2 separate regions of the Homo sapiens genome follow, and region 1 is linked to region 2. The links are chromatin loops, found by intact Hi-C in ENCODE. Cell type or tissue: psoas muscle. All regions are shown on one strand. Each heading gives the region's core, and the rest is flanking DNA. Links, peaks and the distances in the headings are about the cores only. Region 1 has its middle 190 kb from the start of LINC00639. Region 2 holds the start of LOC105370457 (a long non-coding RNA gene).

Region 1 (15,956 bases), core at 4,462-6,961, 150 kb after region 2:
AACATTCACTGAAGAAGGTGTTCCTGTCGGCGTTGGTAGAATGAGAGAATGAGTACAGGCCTGCAGCACTTTGAGCCTCCATCAAACGGGCCTCTCAATCTCTACCCACTCATTTCATTTTTTTTTTGCCTTATTTTACACCCCAACTGCCATAGGCACTACCCTTACCCATTCATGAATCAATGCTTTCTTGCAAGCTTCCTCTAACTCTTCTGACATCCATGGTAACTGGGCCACAGCTAGCACAGTGCCACAAAGAGGTCAGCTCATGCGAGCCCTTGGGAGGGCTTGACTTTATCCTTAAAATCTTTGTGTGTGGCTGTTTACATAGAAACTGACAGAGGTCGAGAGAAAGAAGTAGGCAAATTATGGTGTGCAGGGCCTTGCTCCTCTGCCACCATTTGAGTTCAATCACTTTATACTTTATCTCTGATTTCACTTAAAATCCTCACATGCCTTATAGGGTTGAGATGGCTGTTCACAAATACCTGGCATAAGCCTTTTTCCCTCTGCTCAACCACACAAACAGCATTTCCTGGAGTGCGCTTTTGCGGTTCCTCTAGAGTCTCCTGGTGGATGGAGGTGGAGTGAGGAATGGTACTGAGGTTAACTTCGGTCAAATTGCATATTCTCTTCCTCTTGGAATATCCCAGTAAAGAGTCATTTAGGATAAAAATATGGTTAATTTAGCCCAATTCAAAATTATTCCATCACAAAACACTAACATAGGGTTTATGGAACATAATCCTGTAGAATTCCCTGGGGGATTTTGTCATGTAACTGCAGACTATCCCTAATCTTTGCTTGTATTCTTTCCTCCTTGGATACACCACTGGGCCTTGGTACCTCTATTAGAGCAAAGATAGAAAAAAAAGATTAATTGGGCTTTGCTTAGAAAGGACTAACAAGCTTTTTCAATTGCCTTCTAAAATGAGTATTCTTTCCTTACCTCACCCTGATATTGTAGGTTATTTCTTATCTTGTATGAACTACTTTTCCTAACCATCACTTCTCCTGTGTTCTAAAACATTCTCTCTACTCCAACCACCTGCTGCTTCGTGTGCTATTTGCTTTCTCACTTCTGTGACCTTCTTTATTCATTTTCCCATGCTTAGACTGCCCCCTCTTCCCCTCTGTCTCTTTCATGAAACCTTTCTTGGCTGACATCTCCCCTTCTCTCTGCTCAATTAACCAAAGAATTCATTCAACATATGCCAATTATGTGAAGGACTGGGTTGGGCTCTCAAGATACAGTAATACTGAAGGCAGACCTGGGCTCTGTTACTATGGAAATGGGATTCTCTAGCTTCTGAACCCCACCTCACTTTACTTGCATTACCCTTAGAGTAAGTGCTTTTACTCATTACCTCTTTTTATAATTTTATTTTTGAAACATTTTCAAATGTACAGAAAAGTTAAATGTATAAATGTCTCAAATATATCCTTACCCCAGAGACTCCATTTTAGTCTCCTTTATAACAATGGGGTATGATCTAGGACAGAACCTTACACCCAGCTGTAATGTGGCTCAAACTGCAAACCTGAAGCAATTCTTTAGTCTTTTTACTTTCCATGACCTTGAAGAGTTATGAAGATTAAAGGCCAATTTGGGTCTGTTTGATGTTTCCTTATGTTAAGACCCAGAATTTTTGGCCAGAATTTCACAGAAGTGATGCTGTGTTCTTACTTCATCCTCTCTGATGGCAGTTGTTTGTCTACTTGTCTCATTGCTGGAGAAGTTAACACTGATCCCCTAGTTAAGATGATGTCTGACATTTTTTTTTCTGCTGCAAACCTATCTATCTTTTCCTTTGTAATAATGGGTATTTTGTGGAAAGTCACTTGGAGACTGTGTAAAATCTACTCATCCCAATTTTATCTACCAGTTTTAGCCTCCATTGATGTTTCTTGCCTGAGTTAATTGTTAGCATAACAGTTTGCCAAATGCCATTATTAGTTGCCATTCAGTAGTATGTAAAGATGTATGTATGTGTATATGTACATATGTATTGATATAAGTGTGTACTTAGAGACTTACATCGATGAGTTATAATCCATTACAATGATTATTTATTTTGATGTTCAAGTTGTCCCAGATTTGACCAGTGACAGCTTCCTAAACCTGATGTACCAAGATGTGCACAAGCACGTCTTCTTTCCTTGCCCCAACCACCCTGGAGTTGGCCATTTGTCTAAGATGTCCTGTTTTTGTCTTTTAAGATGGAGAAGTGGCATTCAAAAGTCGAGATCTGTGTGCTTGGTGTGCTTTATTGCTATTGAGATGTTGCTGCCCCTAGGTCCTCTCAGTGGTCAGAGCAAGGAAATCTATGCAAGTATATACATACCTGCATACACACCTACATAATATATACATATCTGCACACATATATGTATCATACACATGTGTATATACACATTTTCATCTCTCTATATCTCTGTATCTATCTTTCTAGGTATACACTGAAAATCATGAGTTCATCCAGATAAACTTTAATTCCAATCTAATGCTGCAGGGGTTGTTTCTCCTTCCCCCTTCTCATATTTGTACCTCATGTTCTCTGACAGTGAAAAGCCTGGTTATCATTATTCGTGATATTTTTACTTATTTACTCAATTCTCCAGTAAGTAATCTCCTGACCTTGCTGGGGTGCTGCCCTGCTCTCACCCCTTCCTTGTGTGGTCCCGCCCTACTCTCACCCCTTCCTTGTGTGATCCTGGCTGTTCACACTGGGATGACTTCCTGCCAGGGATAGGGAAGGGAAGGCAGCCCCATCACCTGTGTGTGTGATGTGTGTGTGTGTGTAAAAACATAAGACTTAAAAAATCATAATTTGACAAGTTATAAAATGCCTCTCCCACCTCTTTTTTTAATGCTTCTCTATGTATTGAAAAATAAACTCGTTACTTTCCTTTAAAATAAACCAAATGAACCAGTAAAGATGATGATTTTATTTGAGCAAACCTATTTTATCAACTTTCGAGTTTACCTTCTTGGCTTAACACCAAAGGACTTACAGTCATTTACACACATTTTGTTCCTACCCCAGGACTCCAAGCTCCTTGAGGACAGAGGCTGGCTTCTGTTTGTTCTTGAGTCAATGGGACACCTTGCACCAGTGTCTGAAGTGGAATGTGTGTCCAATTTGTTATATTGATTATATTCCTCCTATCAGAACTGACCAGCTGTTTTGCAGAATTGATTGAACTTACTCATTATTCCAACATTTCATGCAAGTAGCTTCAACCCACAGAAATATCTCACCTGCAATGTATTAAGAAGCTTGTGGGAAAAGTGGAGGTCACAAGTTTATTCACTAGAAAATCTTTTACAAACTGAATAATATCCTTAAAAAGGAAATAGGAAGAAAAAATGGTACGAACAAAACAAAGGAGGCATTATGGAGATGCTTGTTTTATAAAATTAATGGAGATGTTGACTTTTCCTAACACATGAAATACTGTGCAGCAAATAGATTCTGTTTGAAATGGAAATAGTCAATTGATTGGTAAGGGAGATACGTACAAAATGTTTACATTGAAAGTCATAAAATGCAACAATAGACAATTGTAAAAAGTGTTGTAAGCTTAGTGATAGACTTGTTTTAGGTATGGCTTGAGAATATACGTTTCACATTGTTGGGATTCTGTCTGGTGTGTAGCGGTCTTCACTGGGCTTTGAGTACATGTTTATATTACATGCAAGTTACAAGGGCTTCAAGGCCCTGCTACAGGATTTCCCCTCTCCCAGTAGATCTCATGACTTTGTCTGTAAATCAGTCATTCTCATTGCCATATGCCCTCTTCTTAACATGAATTCAGAACGAATCTTCCTTGAAGTCTTTCTCCATTACCACTGGCTATTTTTGCCCCTCTGCTGGTCTAATAAAATAGTTTTTGGACCAATTTAATTTATAATCTATTTCAGATAGATTAAAAAAAGATGACTGACATCTGTCACATCAGTCAAGGTTAAAAATGCAATTTCTGGTTCATTAAACCTAACAGAAAAGGTCAATCTTTAATAATTGTATAATCTAATAAGCTATGTTCTCAGAAGACTTCTGGTAGACTTGCTTGTGCCAAAATGTGCACATTTGAGAACATATGACCTCATTATGCTTTTAAAATACACACACACATACACACATACACGCACACACAAATCAATTTGAGATTTACTTTAAGAGATCCACTTAGAAATAATAATTTTGGTCTAATTAAGGCATGAATTAATTTTCTTCTTTTTACTGGCATTAGCCAGAGTGCCTAGAATTGAAGATGGAGGCCAATCTGGGCTGTAGGTTTATAAAAGATGTATTTATTTCATGGTTTTGATGATTATGAGAGTAAGCAACACATTCCAAATCCTGCTTACAGGAATAGGCTTTCACAGAAAATTATATGGATAAAGTGTCTCTCCAAAATATAGCACTGCTTCGCATTCTTTCCTAATTGAGCTTTCTCTGATTACTAAGGCAAGTCACATCTTATAATAAACAGTGGGGGCCATTATCCATAGAAGGGGAGAAGTAAGGCTGTTTGTCCTCAGTTATTTATTTATTTTTTGGGCAGAGCTAGCTGAGGTTTTATTTTGAACACACACACACACACACACACACACACACACACACACACACACACACACAGAGCAATTGAATTGTTTTGTAGCTGGAGGCATGGGCAAGGGGTGTCCCCAGGCAGTAAACTCCCCCGTGAGTGGGCTGAGGGCTAGGGCTGAGCCTCAGGTGGGTCTCCTGTTCTCTGTGCTCCCCTGCACAGCGGCCTCCCTCTTAGGCTCTGGGGCAGCCGCAGGAAGGGTATGCTGGGAGGGGCTGCTGCAGCTGTTCACTTGGGCAGGATGTCAGACAACTCGGACACCAGCTTCTCATTGCGGGTCTTGATCTTCTTCACAACCACGACCCTGGTGGAGCTGGTGCAGCTGAAGGAGCTACAGCCCGCGACAGAACCAAAACTGGAGCCCAGGCCGTAGCTGAGGCCGGGAGTTGTGAGGTCCCCCTAGGCCGAGCTCAGCCCACCTGCATAGCCGCTGGTGGTCTTCATGTGGATACTCATGTTCTGCATCCCAAACTCCAGCCGGTTCTCCTCGCCCTCTAGCAGGTTTCTGTAGGTGGCAATCTCGATGTCCAGAGCCAGCTTGATGTGCATCAGCTCCTGGTACTCACGCAGCTGACGCTCCAAGTCCTGCTTGGCTTGCTATAGGGTACCCTCCAGCTCGGACAGCTTGGTGTTGGCATCTTTAACGGCCAGCTCCCCAGCTGCTCGGCAACTGTGATGGCGGTCTCCAGGGAAGCCCTCTGGCCTTTGAGGCCCTCAATCTCAGCCTAGAGCCGGCTGATGTTCTGGTTCATCTGGGAGATCTGCTTTTGTGTGCCGCAGTTCATCCCCGTGCTTCCCAGCCAGCTTCTGCAGCTTCTCATACTTGATCTGGTACATGCCCTCAGCCTCAGTCCTGCTGCGCTTGGCTAGCTCCTCGTACTAAGCCTTGACCTCAGCGATGGCTGTCCATGTCCGGGGAACAGCTGTTGTCCATGGACAGCACCACAGACGTGTCCCAGACCTGGGACTGCAGCTCCCAGATCTCTTCATACAGCTGCCTGAGGAAGTTGATCTCATCAGTCAGACCTTCCAGGCGAGACTCCAGCTCTAACTTGTTCAGGTAAGCTTCATCCACATCCTTCTTATAAGGACAAATTCATTCTCCACCTCTGTACGCTTATTGATCTCATCCTCGTACTTGTTCTTGAAGTCTTCTACCAGCCCCTGCATGTTGCCAAGCTCTGCCTCCAGCTTCAGCTTCTCCTGGCCCAGAGTCTCCAGCTACCGCCTAAGGTTTTTGATATAGCTCTGGAACATTTTGTCCACGTTGCTCCAAGCCATCTTCTGCTGCTGCAGGAGGCTCCAGTTGGACTCCAGCATCTTGTTCTGCTGCTCCAGGAACCGTACCTTGTCGATGAAGGAGGCAAACTTGTTGTTGAGTATCTTGTTCCGCTCCTTCTCCTGGGTGCACGTGGCCTGAATGTTGGGGTCCACTTCAGGTTAAGGGGGCTCAGTAGGCTCTGGTTGACTGTGAAGGCGGTGATGCTTCCTATGCTGCTGGCCCCACCATAGCCTCCACCCAGGCCACCCTGGAAGCTGCTGCTGCCGCCCACTTGGGAGAAGCTTGAGGAGCTGATGAGGGCACTGGGCCCACTCGTGTAGAAGTGGCTGCTGAAGGCCCCTGGGAGAGAGGTGACACCTGGTAGGACTTCTGGGTCACCCTGATGGACATGGTGGAGGCAGGAGTGGAGGCAGGTGGGCTGAACCAGGCAGAGATTCCAGAAGGGGTGGAGAAGCTGCTTCTTGGTCCAGTTATTTCTTTTAGTGGTCCTAACTTCCCTCCTGGTTCCTAACATGCTGGGATACACAGCCTGGGCTGGTGAGCATTTAAAGTTCCTTATCTGGATTAGGGTGCTAAAAATATGTGTCTACTCCAGTGTCCAGTGATTATACATTAGAAATATGGTGAACAGCAATATTAATTTAGTTGGGAAAAGCATGTTCCTTCAGAGTAAAAAAAAAAAAATGCAGATTGGGAATCTTGGCTCAGCTACTTCCTAGGCGAGTTTGTGTTGATTGATTGATTGATTGATTGATTGAATCTGCCTACTAGGGAATAGGCAAGTTTTTTTTACTTCTTTGAGTCACAGGTTCTTGTCAATCAATTGAGGGCAATACTACCATGTAGAATAGTTGTGATCACATGAGATAATGTCTACAAAGTGCTTCACATGGTGTCTGATATGGAGTAAGCATTCAGAAATGATAGAAATTATTATAATTACATAATACATTTGTGGAAGAGGAAGAATTCCAAATTTTATTATCTACACATATCCCATTCTCCAAATGAGACTGCAGAATTTCTAAGTCAAAGGACAATACAGATTATTACAGTGGAAAAAAAGAAGCTCATATACCAAAATACAGGATGTTAGCTGGGCACAGTGGTATGCACCATAGTCCTAGCTACTTGGGAGGCTGAGGCAGGAGGATCACTTGAGCCCAGGAGTTGGAGACTAGGGTGTTATGACTGCATCTGTGTATAGCCACTGCCCTCCAGCCTGGGCAACATAGGAAGACCCATCTCTAAAATCATACATACATACATATGTACATAAAAAGGAAAAAAAACCCTAAGAAGTTAATGGTATCAATTAATCTTCTTAAGAGAGGACCAGAAATGTAGAAGGATGCAGGCTAATAGGTGGTTTTAGGATATTTACTGCCTGTCTCTCCCACTTACTCTAGATGGCCAGTAGAGCTGCTCTTCCCTTTCAATTTTAGTATCCCTCTTCTGGGCCTTCCTCGAATCTTCCATAGGGGATTCTTTTGGATTATCATTTTATGGTTTAATTGACCTTCATTATTAGGAAACAAAACAATTCTGAACAGAGGCCATCGGTGTGCTATGCAGAGCATCATGTTTTCACAATCAATTTACTCATTTGCTTTAAAATTCTTCGTAGTTTGAGTTCTGAGATATCTAACAGGATGAAGTTTGTTAGAGAATGAAATGAACAGAATGACATTTTATAACAGAAGTGGCATTTCATAACAGAATGAAAACAACCAAAATGATCTTTTCAACAAGCTTCCTCTAATTGCCTTTAGAGAATGTGCCTTCCTCTGCTTACTTGAATAACTAAATAAAGGACAAAACATTTGTAATTTTAATATTAAGAATATACTCAGAGTTGGTAATTTTGTCAAACTGACACCTGATAATTTCAAAAAATGGTCAGAGCATATCCTTACGGTTTAAAACTTTTTTTAAAAAGTCTGTTGAATAGAAATCTTAAACACAGTAAATGATAATGTTAAAAACAAATAAGCTATTGGAAAAGGCTATGAATCAATGTAATCTACCTAAGGTCATATCTGTTAGTAGGCCTGCTGGGGGCTCAGGAGGTATTTAGAATGCACCCAATTGGTCTCAGAAGGCCAGATGTCTCCTATGTCCTGTGAGTCTCCAAGTTCTCCTTTAAACCACACATCTAGCTACTCAGAATGGGGTGTGCTTTGCAGACATCACACAAAGGTGTAATTGGCCAAAAAGTACATTGTTGTCCCTCTCCCTCGTCATTCCATTGTCCTTGTATTACCTTCTCTTCTTTAAGGAAAAAATACACATAATTGTGGTCAATACTGTACTCATTCACATAGTAGAAGTATATAGTACTCAGACAGAGAATATATGATATATGTCCTGGAGTTGTAAAGGGAGGAGGAAAATCAGAGAAATGTGGTGTCCTGGAATCCAAGAGGAGAAAGCATTTTGAGAAGACAGTAGTCAATAATGTCGACTAGAACAGACAGGCCTTGGAAACTAAGGGTTAAGAAAAAGCTACTGGATTTGGTGAGGTCATCGGTCAGCCTTGACAGATTTCAGAAGAAAAGTAGTTTGGGAAGCCTGATTTTTATTTTATTTTATTTTATTTTATTTTATTTTATTTTATTTTATTTTATTTTATTTTATTTCATTTATTTATATTTATGAATGTGGTGTGGGAGGGGCTGGTTATGACAGGAATTTTAAGGTGTGTGTGTGTGTGAGAGCATGAAAACACTGTATTTAGAATATCCTTTAAAGAACTTTGTGAAAGGAAGGCTACCTTGAGGGTGGTGGCTGGAGAGAGACGTGGTAGCATCAGTGAAACACAGCTTTTCAGCCGGTAACACCTGAGTACCTTTGAAGACATGGAAGCTCAAACCTGTGGAAGAAGAAGCTGAGGAGACAGGAATGGGCAGATACAAGAACTAGATCCTCTAGGAGTAAGGAGTGACTCTTACTTTATATTTTTACTTTCTAAACATTCACAATATCAGCATTTATTAGAATGGTGATATAGTCTTTGAAAAATGGTAGCAGGTATGCAAAGGACTCTTACCTAGAACTTGCTGACTAAAAATGAATGCTGATGGTACTGAGCAGGACCTAGTCTACAAAGTTTGCCTGTCAGGAACACATTTTAAACAGAAGCTAAGCTATTATTCCTAGTAATAGGAAGAGCTTGTTAAAGTTTCAGGTTAGATTAGTTCTCTGAGGGTGGAGCCTGTTATGGATAGTCTACGTCAACCTGTCATGTTCTGCTGCCCAAACGTGGTAAATTCTCGCATTGGAATGTAGAACTGAAAAACGGTGCCATAAATAACAATTCCAGGCTGTCAGCATGGAGTGATCACTGCTCCCACCCTCCCGGTTCTACTCTTATTCTAAAGGCCAAAAAAGTTCTGAGAGTATTTATGTTCTATTCAGATTAACTAATTGAGATTTTGGCCTTTTTCTCTAGTTGCCTGTTCCTTTACTCAAAATTAATTTGTTACAAGGCACAGTGAGTTAATTAGTATGATTAGCTCCGTTATCTTCATGCTTGCATTTTTAAGGACTTTAAAGTCAAGGTACTGTTTCACAGATGATTATTTGCAGACAGTTAATTCTTGAGTTATTGTCTTGGGATGGCCGTTATCATATTAGCATGCCTTTTACATTTCTTGATTTTTAAAGAAACATCTCATTTTTATATTCCATTTTAGAACTTTCATTGTCAGTAAATATTACCAATGAGCTTCCGTTCTGTCAACAACATTTTCGTGTCACGTATTTTCAAAATATGAGATTTCAAATTCCAAAATGATTTGTTTCTATAAGTTTAGGGAAGTGGTGGTAGTAAGCATTTCATTAATAAAGTTGTTATAATGAGTACTCAATGTGTATTCAAAGTGTACCTGTTGATAATTTGAAGCAGAACAAAAGAGGGGGAAAAGAAAAAGAATGTACCACTAGGTGCCACTCTGATCTTAAAGCTTGAACCAATGAATGACAATTGCAACAATGACAGTGGTGGTGACATCAATAGACACTTTATGATAAAATGGAGGTAGTTTTTGTGACTATAATATTCTAAATTTAGGACATGAAATTTTAAGCTTGATGAGGATTTTGTCTGAAAATGACTTTTTTCAGATGCTTTGCAAATACTTTGTATTAGTTGATATTACTAAATCATTTATGAAATTAGCAAATGTGGAAGTATTGCTGACTTTTATAAAGGAGAAAGGTGTGGTTTGATGATCCTAGGATAGAGAGTCATCAATTTAGCATTGATATCAACTTTCACTATCATAGTAATAAAGCTATTGAACTATTCTTCTCTGGCTTGGTTATCCAGAAGAGATATCTCTTTCTCAGGAGTGTCATAAAAGACACTTGGTTAAAGTGTGAATAGTGTTCTGATTACAGTAATTGTTAAATATTATTATGTAAAGCGAGGTAATGATAGTAAAAATAAATGAAATGCATGAATGAAGCAGTTACCTGGTGATCAAACTACAAATAAAACATCAGTCCTATGTGGTGATTAAAAATTCTCTCTTCATAGAATATTTCCAAATAAAGAAGTCAAAGACAGTTTTCCTGAATTGTTGATATTTGACTTTCAATACAGTTACTGGTTCACAAAAAACCACTTAATTACCAGACTAATCTAATTGACCTAGGATAGCAGTGAGAGAGCTGTAAGGGGCTCTCTCTTCTTCACCTAGAAGACTTTACTGAACAAAGTCTAGGAGATCCTTGAAATTGTTAGCAAAGCATAAAGATATATACATATGTGTAGGTTCAGCAATATACATGTATCTCATTGGAACTTCAAAGACACTCATCAAAAAAGGGTTATATCCACTCTTCTAGGGTATTTGATAGTGGCAATGGCTAACATCACATCCAAGGGCTTGGTTGAAGGTAAAAATCAGTGCGAACGAACATCAAAAGCAACTTTCAGTGGGAAAAGTAACAAAGTGTCAACCTGAGGTCTCAACAGGAACTTTGGTTGTCATATGTAAAGCAATAAAGGCATTCCTTAGGACAACCTATACACATATGAGGGCCAAGAATTTTTTGTTTGTTTAGGTTTTTAAGCTCTGTTTTAAAAATCACATCTTCCCTCAAGTGCTGCAAACATAAAATCATTCCTGTCCTTTTACTCTCAAAATTGTGGTCCCTTTCTCTCTACCTTTCCCGAAACCAAAGGCCTGTGTGTGACCTTTGAACGAACTCACCCAACCTAGCAAAGTCATGATGCATTATTCCATGATGGGTGGGCCAGTGGGAGGGCTACCATTACAGAATACTTTCTCTTGGACTAGAAAGGTTTCCTAGGAGAATGAAGACAGAAGTTAAGTATATTGAAGAACTGGCAGAATTCATGCACTCAGTTAAAATGAAGAGACACTGCCTCCTGGAGGCCTGTATTGGGATAGCCGTGGTACAGTGTGAGGAAATGAGTAGTTTACACTCCCAGCCTAGATGGAATCAAAGCTTATTCCAGCCATGGCTGAGAGTGTGTCTGGAGACATAGCTAACAGAGAATTTATATTTTCTGACTGACAGTGAAAAATGAATGTTTTCACACCGTGGTAACTAAAATTTGGGGCAGTCATCTTTATTCACATTTGAATAAAACACCGATTCATGACAGGCTTCAGGTTGCTTAGTCAATCAGTTACGCGGCCAAAACTGCTGCGTCTGAGTCTCTTCCTCTCTGCTGGGCAGTTCCTTTTGGTTGTTTTTATTAGGTCTCAGTGTTACCTCTCGTGTGTTTTTCTTCTGTTATGTGCTCCAACAGGACAGAATTATTAGATCTGTACTGTCTTTGTAACCTAATTATTTTCCTGTCTCACATACTGCATTGATATATCCAGGTTTCCAAACATATGTATAGTTACAATTACACTGTGAATTTAAACTACTTAAGTCATATTATTTTAATCTACCAAAGATTTGAAATATTAATAACAACAGCACATGAAGATTATATTTTGGATTCTAATTTAAGAGAGTATACCTGTGATGGTTAATACTGAGTGTCAACTTGATTGAATTGAAGGATTCAATCATGGATTAAATTATTGATCCTGGGTGTGTCTGTGAGGGTGTTGCCAAAGGAGATTAACATTTGAGTCAGTGGGCCGAGAAAGGCAGACCCACCCTTAATCTGGGTGGGCACAATCTAATTAGCTGCCAGCACAGCTAGAATATAAGCAGGCAGAAAAATCTGAAAAGAGAGACTGGCCTAGCCTCCCAGCCTACATCTTTCTCCCAGGCTGGGTGCTTCCTGTCCTCAAACATCGAACTCCAAGTTCTTCAGTTTGGGAACTCAGACTGGCTCTTTTTGCTCCTCAGCCCACAGACGGCCTATTGTGAGACCTTGTGATCATGTGAATTAATACTTAATAAACTCCCCTTTATATATATGTCTATTCCATTAATTTTGTCCCTGTAGAGAACCCTAATATAGTACCCACTTAGACTATTAAATAATTAGTCATCTTAAGGAAAAGAAAATAGCAACACATACTTAAATTGCATTGTACTGTTCTAAGCACTTCACATATATTTATTGATTTTTATCACCATAACAGACCTTATGAAAGAGATACTATGCAATAATATAATTTATATATAATCTGATCTTATTCTAAAAAAAGAGAAGCAAATACCTAGACATGTATTTGGAAATAGTACCTTTAGTTTGGGCTGCTGTGTTTCTTATCTGGAGTCTTGACTTAAGGCCCCTGGATTTGCAACTGTCAGCTAACAGCTGACAACTCTCACCTGGTATGTCAGTCAGATCCAGAAAATAACAATAATTTGCAAATAGCTCTTTAAAAACTCAGGCTTTTAGGACACAAAATTCCTCACCTGGAATGGCATTTGTCTGATGAGTAAGGAGAGATGACTTGAGAAGCTTAATGAGAAAAAATGTGTTGAGTCCAAAAGTAAATATAATAAGTTCTCAAAGAAAAATCAACCTTGTAGTAAATGGTCTTAGAAATGTCTAATGTGCATCACAGGATAACCTGTTTAAAAAATGTGACATATGCAATGGATTCCCAAAAGGTTTGTATGCACATATGGAGAGAGAATGGCCATATGGGATGAAGAGGGAGGGGATGTAGGTAGTGAAGGCTCGGACTCAGGAGGCTAACAGTGTCAGAGAACTACTTGTATAGCACTTGTAGGCTAATTGTTGGGTGGGAGAGGCAGAGAATGCAAGGAACTCAACACAGTATTTGGTATAGTAACAGGCCCTGTATGCTCGAGCTACAGTGTTGATCATTACATTCAATTAGTCAGAATCTTTTTAAGTAAGGTATCTACTTTACCATTTTTTAAAGATGTGAAGAAATCAGAGCATGAACTGAGACAGAAACACAATATTTATTCATCAATTCATTTGTTCAACCTACTTTTTGCCACACATTTTGTTTGGCATTGAAGATACAACAATAAACCCTTATGAGGCTTATATATGGAGTTCATGGAGTTGCCATGAACTGAGATTAAAAAACTGTAGGAGGAGGTTTGGTTTGGAGTGAGGAGAAGAGTAGACCTCAGTTTTGAAGATGCTTAGTTTGAGGTTTTTTGTTTTTTTTTTTTGAGTTGGAGTCTCACTCTGCTGCCCAGGCTGGAATGCAGTGGCACGATCTCGGCTCACTGCAACCTCCGCCTCCTGGGTTCAAGTGATTCTCCTGCCTCAGCCTCCAAAATAGCTGGGACTATAGGCATACGCCACCATGCCCAGATAACTTTTGTATTTTTTAGTTAGAGACAAGGTTTTACCATATTGGCCAGGCTGGTCTTGAACTCCTGACCTCAGGTGATCCACCTGCCTCAATCTGCCAAAGTGTTAGGATTACAGGCATGAGCCACAGTACCCGGCCAGTTTGAGGTTTTAGATATCTAAGTGAAGATGCTGAGCAGAGAGTTAGGTAATGAAAAAAAGAGTTTAGTGAGAAGCCTAGGCAGGAGATACACATTTGGGAGTTTTGGTAATCACTAGTGTCATTCACCAAATATTTCCATTTCACCTTCTAATATGGTTTTATGTTAGAATTGTATTTTTCTACTCATCATGGCCCTGTGACTTGCTCTGTCCAACTAAAATCAAGTGGAAATAATACATGTTACTTCTGGATGGAAGCTTTAGTAATTAATGCACAATGTCACATTCTTATCTCTGTCACAGCAGCTGGCAGTACTCTTTATGGTAGCTGCTCTACGAGCTGTGTCCCAGAGAAAGGACAACATGGGATACAATACCTAGGCAAACCACAACTGAAAGGCAACATGAGTGAGAAACCTTTCTTAAGCTACTGGGACTGGGGTGTGGTTGTTTTTAACCCAGGAAGACTTAGCCTGTTCTAACTTGAATGGGAATCATGATAGATTGAGAGATGAAGCTAGAGATATAGACAGATAATAAGAAAGAGAAGTTCCAGGGCAAGGGAGGCTGGGAGTATTCCAACATTGAAAGGTTGGGGAGTAAAGGAACCAGCCAAGACTGAGAGGAAGCATTTGAGACCATGTGGTGTCCCGGAAGTCAAGTGAAGAAAGTGCTTCAAGAAGGAAATAATGTTTAACCAGGTCAAAGGCTGCTAAGTCAAGTAAGATGAAGAATCTGGATTTCCACTTTGGAGATCATTGGAGAGCTTGGCAGGAGCAGTTTTGATGGAGCAATCAGGCAAAAGCATACTCCGAGTGGGTTTAAGTGAGAACAGGAAGAGAGAAACTGTACAGAGCAAGTCTATTTGTTTCAAAGTGTGGAAATGGGGTCATACCAGGACAGGAAAGTGGGATTGTGAGTGCCTTAAAAAAATGATAGAAATACTGCATGTTGAGTACAGATGGGAAAATAAAACATGTAGGAGGAAGGGGCAATTGTGGGAGTTGTATCCTTGAGCAGAAGAGATGGAATTAGATTTACGTGTTCAAATGGAGGGGTCAGCTTTGTTAGGAAATGGGTGGTCATGAATTTAAAGTGAGATCAATCAGCACAATTATGTGTTTTTCTTCAGACACATTCAGCTGTGTGGGTGCAGGTGTGGAGTAGATGAAGCACTGGATTCAACTAGGCTTGAAAGTGATGACTTGATTACCATTTTCAAGTACAGTTGTCCCTCAGTATCCATGGTGGATTGGTGCCAAAACCGCCACAACCCCCTTCCCCTCCAGGATACCAAAATCCTCTTATTTGAAATGGCATAATAAAGACAGGTTGGTGGTGCGTGCCTATAATCCCAGCTACTCAGGAGGCTGAAGTGGGAGGATCACCCAAGAGTTCAAGGCCAGCCTGGGCAACATACTGAGACCCCATGTCTTAAAAAAAAATTAAAAATGGCATAGTATTTGCATATAACTTACACACATCTTCGTGTATACTTTAAATAATCTCTAGATTAGTTATACCTAATGCAATGCAAATGCTATGTAAATAGTTTTACTGTATTGTTTAGGGGCTAATGACAAGAAAAATCTGTCCATGTTCAGTACAAATGTGGTTTTTTTCCTGAATATTTTGCATCTATGGTTGGTTGAATCCATGGATATGGAACTCAGATATAGAGGGCTGACTGTATGTTAGCTGTTATTCTCAATGTTTTTGGGAAATCAAATGAGAGAAATGGCCTTTAATAAAAATAAAAAAGAACAACCCTGAGATATTTAAGAGAAGACCCATTCCTGGTCAAAGAACCAATAACAAAACAAGCATGAAATTTTTATTCCTGAAGAAGGTTTTTGTTTTGTTTTGTTTTTGGCTGATTTTCAATAATAGTAGATTCTCTCTGGTTAGAAAGTCCCTTCAATAAGGAAAAGTAAGTAATTAGACTTACTGATCCAAACACCTGTTGATCTGATCTTTTGAAAGTAACCAATAGCTCTGACTTTGTGTCTTTTATCCTCCCCCCAGAATATTTAATCAATTTTTTGTCACTAGCTTTGTAAGAGGGTACTAAGTAAACAAGATAACAATACAAGCAAGGGGTTTTTGAGCCCAACTCATGCTAGTTATTGGCACACATTTAATATGGCATCTGGATGGGAAATCCATACTGAG
Region 2 (15,956 bases), core at 4,827-7,326:
GTTATAATGTTTGAGAGCTTACATTTTGGAGGCAGATGGACCTGGGGTTGAGTCCTGGATCCCAAATTACTAACTATATAGCTTTGGTCAAGTCACATAACCTCCTTGAACCTCAATTTTCTTATCTATAAACTTGGGATAATAATATCTACTTCAAATGGTTGTTGTGAGGATTCAATTAAATGAACTAATGAACTTGAAGTGCTTAATACCATGCTTGACACATTCTAATTATTCAATAAATTGTAACTTCTTTGACTCAATTCAACTTTATTTATCAAAACCTTTTTGAACCCCTTCCCCTCAATTGGGACAAATCATTCTGCTTCAGTTATTGAGCTATGATGTCTCTCAGCTCCAAACCCATATCCTTGTATAGCTTGCTCTGTGGTGCTGGGGCTGGCACTCTGTAAATCAGATCTCTGCCTGGCCATTTCTCTCATCTTAGGCTCTCTCAGCAGGGGTTCCAGGGAGACTGCACAGCTGGTGGAGGGAAAATGCACTTCCTTTTTTCCGTTGAGTTTATGTGTACTTCCTAATTTTGTCAGGATCTGCCTTGCCTCACTTCACCCTGGCAGTGGCAGTTGAATCCAAGAGCAGCAATCAAATGCACTTTGCAGTTCAGGTTCTCTAACACTGGCAGAATCAGACACATTAGGTGAGCAGTGCCCCTTCTTAGATGTCTGGGTCTCAGGCGTATGAGTCACCTCCTCTAAACCTTCTAAATTTTAATAATCCCAACCTTTCACTTTGTTTTCCCAATTGTAGGGGTAGAAGAGGCTTTCTGCAGGTGATATCTCTGTGATACCTTAGAGTTCTCTCTTTGCCTTTTCATCTACTCAATATAACTATCTACACTAAATTTTTTTCTATTAAAAGTAATTAGTGTGACCTCTATGCCCTAACCAGACTCTGACAGACACTGACACCTATTCCGTCCTTTGTTTCCTTACTGGGATTTGTTTTTGTGTCCCAAGTGCCTTTGTAATAAACTGATGCACAGTAAGAGTCCATAAATAGAGCTACCTGATGAACATCTCTACCTGAATAGCTCCCTTTAGGTCCCATACTCAGTATTTCTCCATCTGCGCTCATCGTTTGCAGTCATCACTACAAATGCAGTTTCTTCTTTCTCCATATTGGTCAGTGTCATCAGTGTGTGCTTTCGAAGGAATTGAATACAGTGTTCTAAACTTGATCTTTACAGCGATTGAACAATGTGAACAAATGAAAATTACTAACATCTTTGTACTTCAAGTTGCTATAATAACAGACAAATTTTGGTTTTAAAAATGTATTAATGTAATTCATTTAAAAATCTATATCTCCAAAAGTTAATAACCAGAAGAGACACACTTGAATAGGAGGGAGAAACCCAGATCCTATTCCTCTTATTTCAAACTAATTTTTACAACTCCATTAGTCTTTCACTTTCTCCATCAATAAAATGGAGTTAAAATATGTATGTATGTCAGAGATATGTATGCATCCTATGTATGTCAGAGACATTTAATATATACATAAACATACACATTAGGTAACATATCTGCAAGTTATTAGGATTTAATAAAATTTAGAATTAATCATTATGCTGAAGTTAAACTATTTTAAAGTCTATCTCCTCCCTCCCAATCTAATGATAACAGATGGATTCAAAGTAACATCTATAAAAGAAGCTTAAGCTATGTTTAACTTAACATAAAAAATTCATTGAGTTTCACCAAATAAATAATATTGACTAAAAGTTGGGAGAGTTTTGATTACATGGTTATTAAATCATTATAAAACATAATGTGGTTTTTGAGAAGCAATTCCTGACTTGTATAACTGTTTTTAAAAAAGGAATCTTTGATATAAAAAATGATGAAGCAACTCAATTTTACTGGCATAGAATTTGGGGAAGAGTATTAAGAATTATTTTATTTCTAATATTGAATGTATGAGAGAGCAGATCAAGTAATAAATTTTAAATTATTTCAGTTTTCATGCTGGATCAATGTTTGCTATTGCTGAATTTTTTCTGGAGTAATTTTGGTTTTGAGAAAATTAGAATTGATTTATTTGTAAGTAGAATTCTGAATAGAAACTATAAGCCATGCTGAATAACAAACTCAAATATAGATTTCTTGTCCCGATATTTAAAAGACATCACTTTTGAAGAAAAAAGTGAACTAGGGTTAACCCAATTTCTTACCTTGGCGAATATGAATGATATCTATAGTACAGAAAAAAAAAGGTGATACTCATATGAGCCTATATAGAATCAAAGAATTCAATAAAATGCCAGATCATTCTACTTTTTAGGTATACTTGGAAACTGAAATATCATCAAAAGAATTGAATACTGCATGCAGTGAGCCAGTTATTCCTATTGGAGAAACAAATAACTGTATAAATATCTTCTTTGAGCAAGTGGGCAGTTGAATTTCAATGATTTAAAATAGCTTTATTTTCAATTTTAAAATGTCATGCAGTAAAGTTTTAAGGAAACCCTACAAAAATACATTTATAGCAGACTCAAGCAGTTACTTTCAGATAATGAGATGTTTGGTTCTCTCTATTGTGGTTTTTCAGTGTAGACTTCATCTGAATTATCACTTCTTGGCCTGTTGAGATTTTCAATGTACGAGGATTTCTAAGGATATTATTTCCCCCATAACATATTAGCTATGAAGAAATGCCAGTCATCTGAACAATATTTGAAATTTACTGTGCTCTGGAAACTGTCTTAGGTCCTAGGATGGAGTTGGGGTTAGAAGACAGGGGAGGAAATAAAAAAAAGAATAAGATGCCCTGGTCCAGTAGCATTTGCAGTGATGCGTGGGCACTCTGGGATTTCATGGCTCATCATGGTTCTCAGGGCAAAGGTGAAAAAACTGAGTCAATTAGAAGTTTATTATTTTCCATGTTGTCACATTCTGGCCATATTCCTATTGATTTTGTAGTAGACCATTAGAGTATGCCGAGAGCCATACCTTGCCACTTATTCATATAATTCATATTCATTATAACATGCCAGTAGTAAAGAGAAGAATCCCAGTTTCCACTCCCCTTTTTGAATAAACCTTATGGAAACAATTAATGTCATTCATGGGATCTGGGACCTGGTAGATGCTGAGCATGTTTCACCACTTAGAGAAGTGTACAGGAAACCTGAGGTCATTTCAGGATAGCATGGCTAGTTGGGTCAGAAGGGATTCTAGCCTGTCCCATTTCTGCTGAAAGAGTGAAGTTGGTCTTTATTTCACTTGTCTTATATACCTATGCTTAAAAATAAAATAAGGAAACCAGAAGCCAATATTTGACTTTAGTATAAATCCCTTAGGGAACCATTCACTCATTCAGTCATTTCAACACGATCAAGTTCTGAAGCATCTCATGTAGTGGAAAACAAACTGGTACCAGACACTGGGGACATAATGATGAAAAGACTTGGCCCCTGTGTTAGTTTGAGCTTCTATAACAAAGTACCATAGAATGGGTGGCCTATAAACAACAAGAAATTTATTTTTCACAGTTCTGAAGGCTGGAAGTCTGAGATCAGGGTGCCAAGACGGTCCCCTTCTGGTGAAGGCCCTCTTCCAGGTTGCAGACTGCCATCTTTTTGTTGTATTCTCATGTAGCAGAAAGAGCATGGAGACCTCTATAGGGTTCCTTTTATAAGGCTGATCCCATTCAGGAGAGCTCCACCTACATGACCTATTTATGCCCCAAAGACCCCACCTCCTAATACCATCACTTTGGGGGTTAGGATTTCAATATATGAATTTTTTTGGGGAGAGGGCACAAACCTTCAGTTTATAACAGTCCCTACCCTGTAACAGGAATACATTTGCAATGTGGTAAGTGCCTATTGTAGAATGACTTCTGGTCAAGTTTTTTCTAAGGGGTTACTAATTTATTAGTAATTTATTAAAAGTAATGGCAAAAACCACAATTACTTCTGCACCAACCTAAATATTTATGTATTTTGACCAATTTCAGCAGTCTTTCCACCAGCTCCTTGACAAAGGCATGAAACAACTGATTGACTTGGTGTTGTGGACAGATCCACCTCTTGTTTGCCCATCCTGATCAGGACTATAAACTTTCAGGGTCAGCTGGGGCCTTTTCTCTCACAGAATGAAAGCAGCTGAGAGGAGGCTGACTTGGCTGTGTAATCTCTGTCCCACACCTTGAAAATTCCAATGTAGGGGTGTTAGAGGAGAAAAGATTAGAGGTGTTCTGAATGGGAGAGATTTAATGTCTCTGTGACTGGGACTCAGACTTCACAGAGATCCCCATTCCCCTCCTCCATGCACACACTCATAAACTCCTCACTGGTCCTCTAACTTCAAGGCTGTTGTTAACACTGAGCTGCAGGGTAGAATGGAGTGGGCTTATCTCCTATTGATTCATTTCTTTCTAATTGCTTGAGGAGGTAGAGTTTGGTTATCAAAACTTTATTTTTGTCAAGTTTTGCTCATCAGTTCAGTGTTCTCTCATCAGATTTTTAGGACATCAGCATATTGTTTCTTTCAAACAAGGGTATTAATGGTATATAAGAAAATCCCCCAAACATAGACTGATACCTTTTCTTTCCGCACCTCCAAGGTAAGATCATTACCAAAAGAGTTTTAAAGAAATGTCTTAGCTCTTGTTAAAAGAGACTACAGAGGCTGAGGCAGGTGGATCATGAGGTCAGTAGTTCAAGACCCAGCCTGGCCAAAATGGTGAAACCCTGTCTCTACTAAAGATACGAAAATTAGCTGGGCGTGGTGGTGGGAACCTGTAATCCCAGCTACTCGGGAGGCTGAGAAAGAGAATTGCTTGAACCCGGGAGGCTGAAGTTGCAGTGAGCTGGGATTGTTCCACTGCATTCCAGCCTAGGCGACAGAGGGAGACTCTCAAAAAAAAGAAAAAAGACTACAACACAACTCCATTACAACAGTAATGAGAGACTATCGCGGAATGTACACCTTTATTAGAGTCCTTATTTCTCAATATTTTAGTAATCTATTTACCTTTTTCTCTATAGACTCTAAGTATCATGAGGCTAGAGACTATGTCCTCTATCTGTGTATTCCCAGTACCTGGCACAGTGCCTAGCCCATGATAGTTGGGCTCAGTAAATATTTGGTGAGCCAATATATGTTCGGTGAAGGAGTGGATATTTAAAAAAATTATCTAGTTATAATGGAATTTCACTGTATAATTTTTGTTTGATGTCCAATTTCAAAGAAGTCATTTTTTTGTCTGAAAGAGCTGATAATGTCATTTTAAAAATCTTTTGATTAAATAAAATGTACCAGCATTTTCTTTCAAATATATCAGCTTATTATTCTGTAGCTCAGTTATCTCTCTCTAGGTATTGAGGAGATGTGAACTCTAAGGGACAAAAGCTCTACATAATTTGAAGGTATTATACTCAAGGCAAAGTTTCTTTTCAGGTAAAAATTACACTGCAGTTTTTCAATCAAGTGAAAGTTAACATTAACATTCACAGGAGAGTTTTTGTGCCCATCACACATCTTTTACTTCCATGACATTAAAAAAATTAAATAGATAGTGCTCCCTCTCAATGAATAATCCAGAAAAAGAAGTAATGAGGCATACATGAAAACCAGTTAATACAACCATGATCTTCTCAACATAATGGTCTGAGGTGATTTATTTGTGTTGACAGTGTTTACTCAACTATAACCTACTTATAAACAGAGTAGTGAGTCATCACTACCAATGATGAGCTTACTTAGGGAATTTTATTTTATTTAAATGGCCAGTACTTACTATATTTTGAGATGGTTGCTCAGAAGAGTGGGAAGAATTTGTTCACTGTAAAAGAATAAATTTTTCAGATAATTATAAGGGAAAAATAAAGTTAATTGAATTATATAGTTGGTATTTAATGTCATAGATGAATTTTTATGTGTAAGCAATCATTATATATGAAAGTTAGTCCCTAGCAATAAAATTGTACTCATGTAAAATTTTTTCCTTGGTTTAAATATAGTCTTTCCTTTCCATTTGAGATATTCAGAGGCTATACTTCATAAACATCAATATCTTTCCAAAGTGATTGGTCATTTTCTTCTCTAGGCTCAGCAGAAAATTAGGAAATACGTAACTCATTCAATAACTAAGGATAAAAACTTCCATGCATTTTAGACTTATTTCTTGGCTATTATGTCTGCATCTCTTATCTAATGGATGGATATCCCAGAAATGAGTTGCCTCCACTCTGGCTTGGTCAATTATACTTAGATGGAGAAGAGTTGAAGGGAAGGGTGGGAACCCTAGCTCTGTTCTGTTTTCCCCTCTGAACTACAAAGGATCCTATTAATATCTATAGCTATTGAGCTAACATGTAAAGTCTTGCCTACTATTTCTTTTTCAGGGCATGGTAGATACTACTGAGATAAAAATAATTTTCTAAGAAACCAGGATTTTAATAAAAATGTAAATTATTTTAACATTAGTACTGAAGTTCAGGTTAATAAGTATGGCAGTGATTGATAAAAATCTTATGTACTGGCAAAAACGTTAGAGGTGGAAAAAGTTTTCAACCTGTCTGAGAGACATAAATGTATTATTACTTGAAAATCATTTCATTAAAGGTAAATATTTGTTTTACCCTCTAGATTCATACTTAATATAAAGTCAAAGTTGAAAATAAGGTAATTAGTCTTAGTGAAATTTTTGTCTCTGCTCCCAGAAAGGTCAACTAAATTTTCCCAGATGTTACAATTAATTTTCATTATTGCTTTTAGCTTATCTTTATTTCTAGTTCCCCATTTTTTTTTCTTATCTTTTCCTGTTCTATCAGAACGAATTCTATTTCTCACATTAGGACCAAGGAAGGATTGGAATTACTTACAATGGAAAAGTTTTACTTGAACTTCATTCTCTCTTCCTCCTTTTGTTTGGACATCTCCACTTTGTGCTTGTTTAAAACCTTTCTCAGGCTATTTTTACTGTTATTTTTTACACTGAGCTGTTTGGAAAAATGAAGTGTCAGCCCTGAGTTACATATTACCCTTGTGGCCTTCAAACTCTCGTACAGTAGTCTTTGATGTCCTCATTTCCAAGCTTAGTTTGCAGCCACTTTCCCATTGTAAGTGTACTTTAATTACACTTTCAAATCAGGGTCCTGGAAAGCTGAGGTAATTTGCAGGGAGCTTAATGAGGAACTGTCTACCAGAGTTTAGGGAAATCTGAAATGTTTCAGTAACCCTAGGACTAGTAACAGCTGGTTATTGCTCTAGGCCTGAAAGAGTGTGATAAACCATCTCTAGGATTCCCACCACCCAGTGAGTGTGGTGTTCATGCCCTTGGGTACTTCCTCCCTCTTGAGTGTAGGCTGAACATAGTCATATGCTTCTAATAAACAGAACACGCTAAAAGTAATAGGATGTCACTTCTGAGATTAGATTACAAAACAACAATGGCTTCTGTCTGGTTGTCTTGCTTGCTCTGAGGGAACCCAGCTGCCAAGATTGGAGCTGCTTTATATCAAGGCCTTCATGAGAAGAAACTGAGGGATGCTTCAGTCCAACAATCTGTGAGGAAATGAATCCTGTCAACACCATATGAGTGAGTTGGAAGTGGATCTTCCCTCAGTTGAGCCAGGTGAAAATACAGCTCCAGGTAATACCCTGATTACAGTTTTTCGAGAGACCTTGAGGAAGAAGCACCCAGGAACTTTGAGATAATAAAAGATTTCTGTTTTAAGCTGCAGTTCTTGGGGGTCACTTGTTATGTAGCAATAGATGGCTAATTCAAGGAGTTGGGGAGGAAGCAGTTACTGGAGTCAGAGATGGCTGTGTGGCGGTCTCCTGCTAAGAGCTGTGGCTTTCATTCAAGGGTCACATTCAGTGTGCAGGAAGTTGGGGGAATAAATACCCTGTCTTTCTTCCCTGTCCTGCTGCAGTTGTCTATTTGCTGGACCCAGTCAGAAAACAGGAGGCAAAAGAGCCCTTTGGTGAGGTCAAATAGCCAGCCTCCTGTGGCTCAGAGCAGGACAGAGAAAGGGGGAATAGATCTGGAAGATATGTAACATAGGGAAAGAAATGAATCCATTTGTACTTACCATTCAATCTAAGAAACCTTTGTTATAAATACAGTTGAAATCCTCTCTACCCGTCCCTGAACATGTTCTTTTCCCTTTACCCACAGATAGTCGGGATCTTTATCCTGGGGTTATTATTCCCATTCAGTTTTAAATTTTTACCTGTTTTGGCCAGGTGCAGTGGCTCACACCTGTAATCCCAGCACTTTGGGAGGCTGCGGTGGGTGGATCACCTGAGGTCAAGAGTTAGAGACCAGCCTGGCCAACATGGTGAAACTCTGTTTCTACTAAAAATACAAAAATTAGCTGGGTGTGGTGGTGGGTGCCTGTAATTCCAGCTACTCGGGAGGCTGAGGCAGGAGAAATGCTTGAACCCAGGAGGCAGGGGTTGCAGTGAGCTGAGATGGTGCCATTGCACTCCAGCCTGGGCAACAAGAGCGAGACTCCCTCCCAAAAAAAATTTGCTTTATTTGTTTATTTAATTTTCATGATCAGAATGGCCTATAGTGTCCCGGGCATGTGTTAGAATAGTGTTTTATCCTTTGATTCATTTATCCTGTTAGTTTTCCAGATAAGATTACTGGGTCTGTGTGCACCAAGGGGATGCTCCTCAAATTATGCTGGCTAAATTGAGGAATCATACAGTTCTGTTGTTTCATCTATAGCAGAGATCAACATACTTACTGAAAAGGACCAAAAAGTAAATATGTTAAGCTTTGTGGGCTACAAGGTCTTTATCTGTCACCCTATTCACCTCCACCATTGCAGTAGAAAGCAACCCTAGACAATGTGTAGGTGAATTGGTGTGGCTGTTTTTCAATAAAACTTTACAAACTCAAGTGGCAGGCTAGATTTGGCCCATGAATTGTTTCTCTGCTCTATAGCAGCCCTGAGAAAATGACCATGGGACTAGCCATCCTGGTGGCACACATGCCTCTGGGAAGAGAGAATTTTCAGCATAAAATCCCAAAAGGTTCATAGCAGCTGAAAAAAGCAGGTCTGCTTAGGGGCTCCTTTAAGAACAGGCAATGTTGAGAAGAGGGAGGTATATCAGAACCTTGAGGAGAAGCTGAGCACTGGCAGAGAGGAGGAAGTACAAGGGGCAGAAGCTGTAGTGCTGACTGATGCTCAGTCAGAGTCAAAGTGGGTGATTTGGGGAGGGTAACAACATGGCCAGCAACAACTCCAACGGATAGGAGAGGTGCAGCGGAGTTCGTGGTGGCTTGAGTGATGTCTCAGCAACATATTCTGGAACACAGTGGCATTGAGCACACTGGGCTGTGGTCCATCCAGACCTGAGTGATTCTGGGACCTCAGGCAACAACCTGCTGTAATGCAGGAGTTTAAGACACTGCTGAGCAGACTTCCAGAGAGCCCTGTGGGAAAAACCTGGGAAGGTGTATGCATTTGTATGCATGTGTGTGCATGAGGATGAGGTGGGAGAAAAGAGGAGAATCAGTAGGGTATTTTTTGCTATCAGATTGCTGGTCTGATCATTGTTGAGACAACTCCTGTACCCACAGGGATGGGTAAGGGCATGGCATGAGGTCCTGGGTTGCATGACAATTATATAAGCAGCAGGTTGATTTTTCTTTACATCCACTTCCCAACATTCACCTACCCTGAGATGTCAATTTGTTTCTGTCTTGTCTTTTTTTTAAATTTGTGATTCAAGAAGAATTCTATGAAACAGAAATTCTAGAATATGTTCTGAAATAAAGGGATGTCACAATCAAAGTTTTCTAAGCAAAGACACTTCCCTTCAAAAGAACTCAATTGCTGACTATAAGATGCTGAATTATTTTAGGTTGGTAGCTGAAGCCATATCTTGCAGTTTTTCTATTGAAGGAAGTGCTTTGTTTAGAAAAATGACTTGGTAAGCAGTTGGGAGTAGATTGGCTGGATTGAAAAAGAAGAAGGAATCAAATAAATAGTCAATCTGATATGCATTGAAAGTAAATACTGTATAGTTTGAGAGAGGAGAAAAGCCAAGAAGAGTAGAGAAGAGAGGGAAGGGAGTAAGAAGGAGAGAGATTAGGCAATCTGTCAGTACTCTGGAATAAATGGACAATGGTGGCCAATCAGAGGTTTCTGGTGGAGAGGAGGAGAGGATTTTTAAGAATGGAGATATCTAATCTTCGGTTCTAAGGTGTTTGAATTGCTATGACGTAATGCTCCTTGCCTCTCCAAGCCCTTGGGAAAGTCTGATATTTTTATGAAAACTTGTTTGGTGCTCTTGTGGGAAATAAAGAGCAGTTAAGGATATGTGGTAAACTTCACATTTACCCTACAGCTGATGCCAAGAAGAAGAGGAATGTCATGTGAAAAGGAACAGGAGTTCAGGAGTTCCAGATGAAAACAAGATATAAAATGAATGGCAGTCCTTAGGGAAATTGAGGGTGGCCCAGATAAGAATGAAGTTGGCTCTGGGCCCCTTTTGATAGAATAAACCAGAGGGTGGTGAATATGTGACACACGGGTCATGTTCCTCTTATGGATTCATGAGGATTGTTCAAAAACTCTGAGAAGTCTGGAGTTAAAACAGCAATGACAACAGTGAAAACCTTAATTCTGTTTAATCTAGCATTTTCCAAACTTATTTTACCATGTATCTCTTTTTTAAAACTTAGTAACACTGAGTGTTCTTAGGAATATTCTTTGCCTTTAAACTATTAATATTTTTATAGTTGTGATCAAACCCTTCATTTATAAATAATCTCTAAGATACACTTTAGTAGAGGGTTTTGAAATGTGCTAATTCTTTTGAATGCCAGCTCTAAGAAGCCGAGACTTTAGAATTGAAAGGCAACATGAGGATCTTCTTATAGGGCACAGGCAGGGCTTGGCATGGATTAGGTATGGACGGTGGAGAAAGAACAGAATCAGATGATGCTCAGATTGCAGCCTGGAGCTACTGGGTGGATGGTGGAGCATTTCCAGGGAGAGGGAGCATGAGAAAGGGCAAGTCTGAGCAGGCATGGCCTTCAGGGGTCAGCTCTGACTTGGTTTTTTTTTGTTTTTTTTTTTTTTTTTTTTGAGACGGAGTCTCACTGTGTCGCCCAGGCTGGAGTGCAGTGGCGCGATCTCTGCTCACTGCAAGCTCCGCCTCCTGGGTTCACGCCATTCTCCTGCCTCAGCCTTCTGCCTTCTGAGTAGCTGGGACTACAGGCTCCTGCCACCACACCTGGCTAATTTTTTGTATTTTTAGTAGAGACGGGGTTTCACCGTGTTAGCCAGGATGGTCTCGATCTCCTGACCTCGTGATCCTCTTGCCTCGGCCTCCCAAAGTGCTGGGATTACAGGCTTGAGCCACCGCGCCCGGCCCTGACTTGGTTTTGAACGTGAGGCTTTGAGATGTCTGTAAGATCTCCATGTTGGGATATCAAGTAGTTACAAAGAATACATGAGTCTGAAACTAAGAGGAGAGAAATGAGCTGTTAATTTGGCAGGTAGGTACTCTTTGAGGCCTGCGAGAGGGTGAGTTTGCCTGGTGAGAGAGCTGAGAGAGAAAAATAGAAGAGGACTTAGTGTTGAACTGTAAGGGAATGTGACATTTAGAGATTGCATAGATGAAGAAGAACCAGCAAAGGAGTCCTTAAGATATCAGAAGACAAAGAAAATATGAGAAAACCCAAGAGAAGAGGGTGTATCAAGAAGGAACGAGGGCCACTGGGACAAGAGCTGCTGAGAAGTCAAATGAAAAGGACGAAAAGATAAATGATATTATCTAGTTTTGTGCTAAATTAAGCAGTGTGGCAAATGCTTGAATAAATGTGATTCTCATAAAAATCGTGGGAAGAAGTCATTATTTTATGGACAAGGAAACATACTCAGACAAATGAAGAAATTCAAACTGAAGCCTCTAGGCTATCCTGCCTTCCAAAAATTCCTATTTCAATGCCAGTGTTTGCATTTCGTATGGCTGATTAGCAAGTCCTGATAATTCACATTGTAGAGAATAATGATTCTTAACTTTACATTTTTAGCTTACTATGGCTACATTTTGACTTTAGTATTTTCTGATGGAGGGTGGGACGGGATAAGATACTTCCTACAAATATTTTTGGAAGAAGACCAATGAAATTGTAACTGTTGTTAAAAGGAGGCTATAAAATTTAAACACAGGCAACTCCATCCTTCATTAACACAGAAAAATTATGGTATGTCATAATTCATTCTGAAGTTTATTACCACAAATATTGAATAGAGTATGTTATGACATTATATTGACATCCTACTTCCACCGATAACCCAGGTGCTAGAAAATTTATGCAATGCTGACAGTTAAGCCACAACTCTTGGTATAATTCTCAGAAAATGTTGAAAACGGAAAAAAGCAACTTGATGTAGTTGAATATTTGAGCGAGGAGGAGCTCTTTCACATAGCCACAGTATTCTAGAGTGTTTAAAATCTGAGTTAAAAAATGAGTGTGATCTCTAAATATTTTCCTTAGGATGTGCTAAGATATTGCAGTATAGATAGTTCTAGGATGGCCAGGTTGACTAGTGTCAGGTGCAACTTCTCAGTTTTGTTGTAGGTGGGCTGTAAAGTAAACTATCACCAGCTAGTTATTCCGGTGGATGCAGCACCATTTGAGTCTACCGTGAATTGTTCAGTTATTTCTCAGATGAGTATATTTGGCTGCTAGACAGTGGATTTTTATAGAATCATTTAAGATCCTACTACCCAGCAGGCTGAATACCAGGCTATCATTTTTTTTAAATAACAAAAACCTTTTGTGAAAATTCCAGGGAAGGAATACAGACAAAATGAAATCCTAGCTCTATAGCTGCTATACTAGGATCAATTGTTTTAAAATAGCACAAACTGGCACATAGTGGAAGCTCAATAAATGCAGTACTAATGCTGCAGATATTAGGGAGGGCATTAAGTTACATTTTAGGTGATCATTCATCTTCCACCTTCCTACAAAAATCTCCTGATTTGAGCCATGCTGCTTATAGCTCCAAGATGCTACTGTGCCATTCTGGGGAAAGTTGTGTAGTGTAGTGTTGGGAGCAAGAATTCTGGAGCCAGACTGCCTGGGCTTAAATCCCTAGTCCTTCTAGTATAGCTGTGTGACTTTAGGCAAGTTGCTTCATCTTTCTGTGTCTCAGTTTCTTCATCTGTAAAATGAGGATGATGAAAATAATAGTTTCTATCTCATAGGGTTGTTAGAGGTGTTATGCTTGGCATCTAATAAATAAAGCCCTGAGAAACATACAGTTGGTATGCACAATCAGTAGCTTGGAGTTCATTTATCTCAATGCCAATATCTATACCTTCACTCTGCTCCCAGAACTCACTTTCATGCTCACACCTTGGATCTGGTCACCACTAGGAACTAGGAACTCATCTATTTCTGAACTACTGCTTTTTGTCTTTAACAGTTGTCTCACTTTCTAAGTTTCATCCTCTTTGGTCTTTGAATTTGTGAAGACTTCTAGTTCCTTGACATTTCCCTTTGCCTTCTGAGTAACATACATCAGCTAGATTAATTTCCTTCCCTTTTCCACCTACATCTTTTAAGCTTCTCTTGCTAGCACCTTCAACTCTCTTGCCCATTTGCCATGCGATGCCCAAACCCGGATCAATTCATCTCTCCTTTTATTCTTGGAAACCCAGAGCATTGTGGATTAATGTCATTAGAAAAAGGTAGGATCTCTAATCCTAAGTAGACCCTCAAAACCACCCAGTGATCCTCCAAAGTGCCTTTGTTGAACTTCCTTTGCTATCTCCTATGCCAAGTTGTTCCAACTTTTATGACTTTCCTAATGTCTCTTACCCTAGACCTTTCTTCTCACCAGACCTAGGAGGAATAAACACTGTTCACTTAACACTGATTTTTTTTTAGAATAGTCTTCAACTGCACCTGTTTTTCTTTTCGTCTCTTTTTCTTAGAGTCCAATGTTCTGCTGACATTGCAGTCCTGTCTGCTCTTACTGCCTTTGACACTTCAATTCTGCAGTGACCTTCTTTAAGTCTCATATTTTGAACTTCTTCCTCTCCCCTGGTGTAATGCTTAAGTTTCATTTATCTTCAGAACAAAACCTCATGGCTCCTGGGTCCTCTCTAGCCTTATGTTTCTTTATGAGGCAAGGCTGAATTGTCTTCACTCCTTCATCTGTTATTTCTATCTTAGCTTCCTGCAATCTGACTTCTCTCCTGTTCTACCCGGGATCATCTGCTTGGTGAGTCTATTGGAATCTTATGTTTTCATCTTACTTGACCTCTTCACTGCACTGCTAGAGACTTCCTTCTCAAAACTCCCTTTTTGTGCCTTCTTCCTCATTTACGATTTTCTTCTTGTTTTCTGGCTGCTCATTTAAAAACTCCTCTGTGGACTCTTATTTCTCTTCCTGCTTCTTAAATGATGGTGCTCAAAAGAGTTAGATTCTCAGCCTCTCTTCTGACTCACAAGCTCTATATAATGTATTGCACTTTCAAATTCAACCCATAAATCAAAGACTCCCAATTTATACCTCTAGCTTCATACCCAAATTAATTATGTAATTCTCCAACCCCAAACTCAAGCTTATCCTTAGTGGTGAATTCAAAGCTCATTGGGATCTTATCTCTGCTTACCTTTCAGCCTGATCCCTTGCCACATCTTTATTGTAGCCACATCAAACTGCTCCCCAATTCTCCAAATGCAATAGGCTATTTCGCTGCTTTGAATGCCTTTCCACTCTTTTTATCTAGAAAGCTCCCACTTGTCTGATGGGATTTGAGTCAGTTGTCGCCTACTTTGTGAAACTCTCTCTGACCCCTCTCCTGTTTTCAGATCAATTTTGTAATGCTTCCGTTTTGCAGTATCCAGTTCATATGTATCTTTATATGTCCATTTGATTGCATGGTTAGCATTGATGTGTCTGTGTGCTTTGAGAAAGCATGAGAAACTTGAGGCAGGAATTTAACTTGTGATTATTTTCATCCTGTGGTCAAATCTATCTTTCTAGCCCCAGCACACGGCACGAAGCCTGGTGCAGGGTAAGGAAACAAAGATGTTTTCATCATTGCACATGTTATCTCCTGCATCTACTCTGGCCGATCATGGTTCTTCACTACCTTGAGGACACTGGCTACAGCACTTCCAGTGAACCATAGGGGAATTTAAGCATAAAGGGTTTTAAACTTATCTAGGCCAAGATAATAATTTTATATACCTTTAAGGAAATATGTGTATATTTGTAATTAGCTATGAAAATATAAGTCCTAGTCCAGGCACCATGATATTGAAATAAATAAAAAAAGGATTGATTACCAGAATGAAGGTTAAACTGCTAAAGAGAAACAGGCAGCAAGTCTAATGACAACTTCAACATATACGGCTTCAACTTTGTCTTCTGATTTTAAGTGGTTTCTGTGGAATTTTTTTGTTTGATGTTGACACTTGGAGGGAGACAGTGTGCTTTTTCCTGGTGTGGGTAGGGGTCTGAGCATGTGCAGGTTGCTGACTTCCATAAGGGGCTCAAGGTGCAGGCATTGGGCTAGCCATGCCTATGGCGTTAGTGCATGGCCCAGTGCTTTGCACACACTTCATGCTCAACAGGCATGTGCTAAATGAATACATAAGTGAATAAGAGAACATGTTGGTGGTACCTCATGGAAAAGTGAGGGGAAAAGTATAGTAACAGGATGAAGCCCATGTGTCATAAAAGTTTGGTCTAAGTGTGGTCTTTGGCTTGGGTCAGCTTCTTGGTATCTGAGAACATTTTCCGCCTTGACACAGAGCTCTTGAGACAGCACAACTTGCTGATGACCTCTGGGCTTGTCTTCTTCTAGAGCACAGCTTTTCTTGTCTGTACTCAGGTATAGGTTTATAAAACTCATTGACCACCTGTTGTTTTATCATCTCAAGTTCTACAATTCCTCAGACAGCTCTGTTACTCCCCTCTCACCTTTCCC

What was found. A loop is a pair of places that touch in the nucleus more often than their neighbours do. Peaks named below come from ENCODE experiments on the same cell type or tissue, not always from the same donor. Only the 100,000 strongest peaks of a DNase experiment are listed, where the experiment ranks them.
Region 1: a loop joins it to region 2, with 4 times the contacts of the local background. A loop is called at or near these places in 3 of 110 quality-filtered maps.

Annotation. Positions count from the first base shown.
Region 1 is chr14:38,717,373-38,733,328 of GRCh38, reverse strand. It overlaps the pseudogene KRT8P1. Among named protein-coding and RNA genes, the nearest start is that of LINC00639, 190 kb to the left of the region's middle. In psoas muscle, for the core only: no CTCF peak of the experiment used is centred there; no DNase peak of the experiment used is centred there.
Region 2 is chr14:38,872,454-38,888,409 of GRCh38, reverse strand. All of the region lies in intron 2 of LINC00639 (long intergenic non-protein coding RNA 639), which reads left to right. LOC105370457 (a long non-coding RNA gene) reads right to left here and starts at 9,680. Exons shown (of 5, transcript NR_135256.1): 1 at 9,669-9,680; 2 at 5,770-5,814. In psoas muscle, for the core only: no CTCF peak of the experiment used is centred there; no DNase peak of the experiment used is centred there.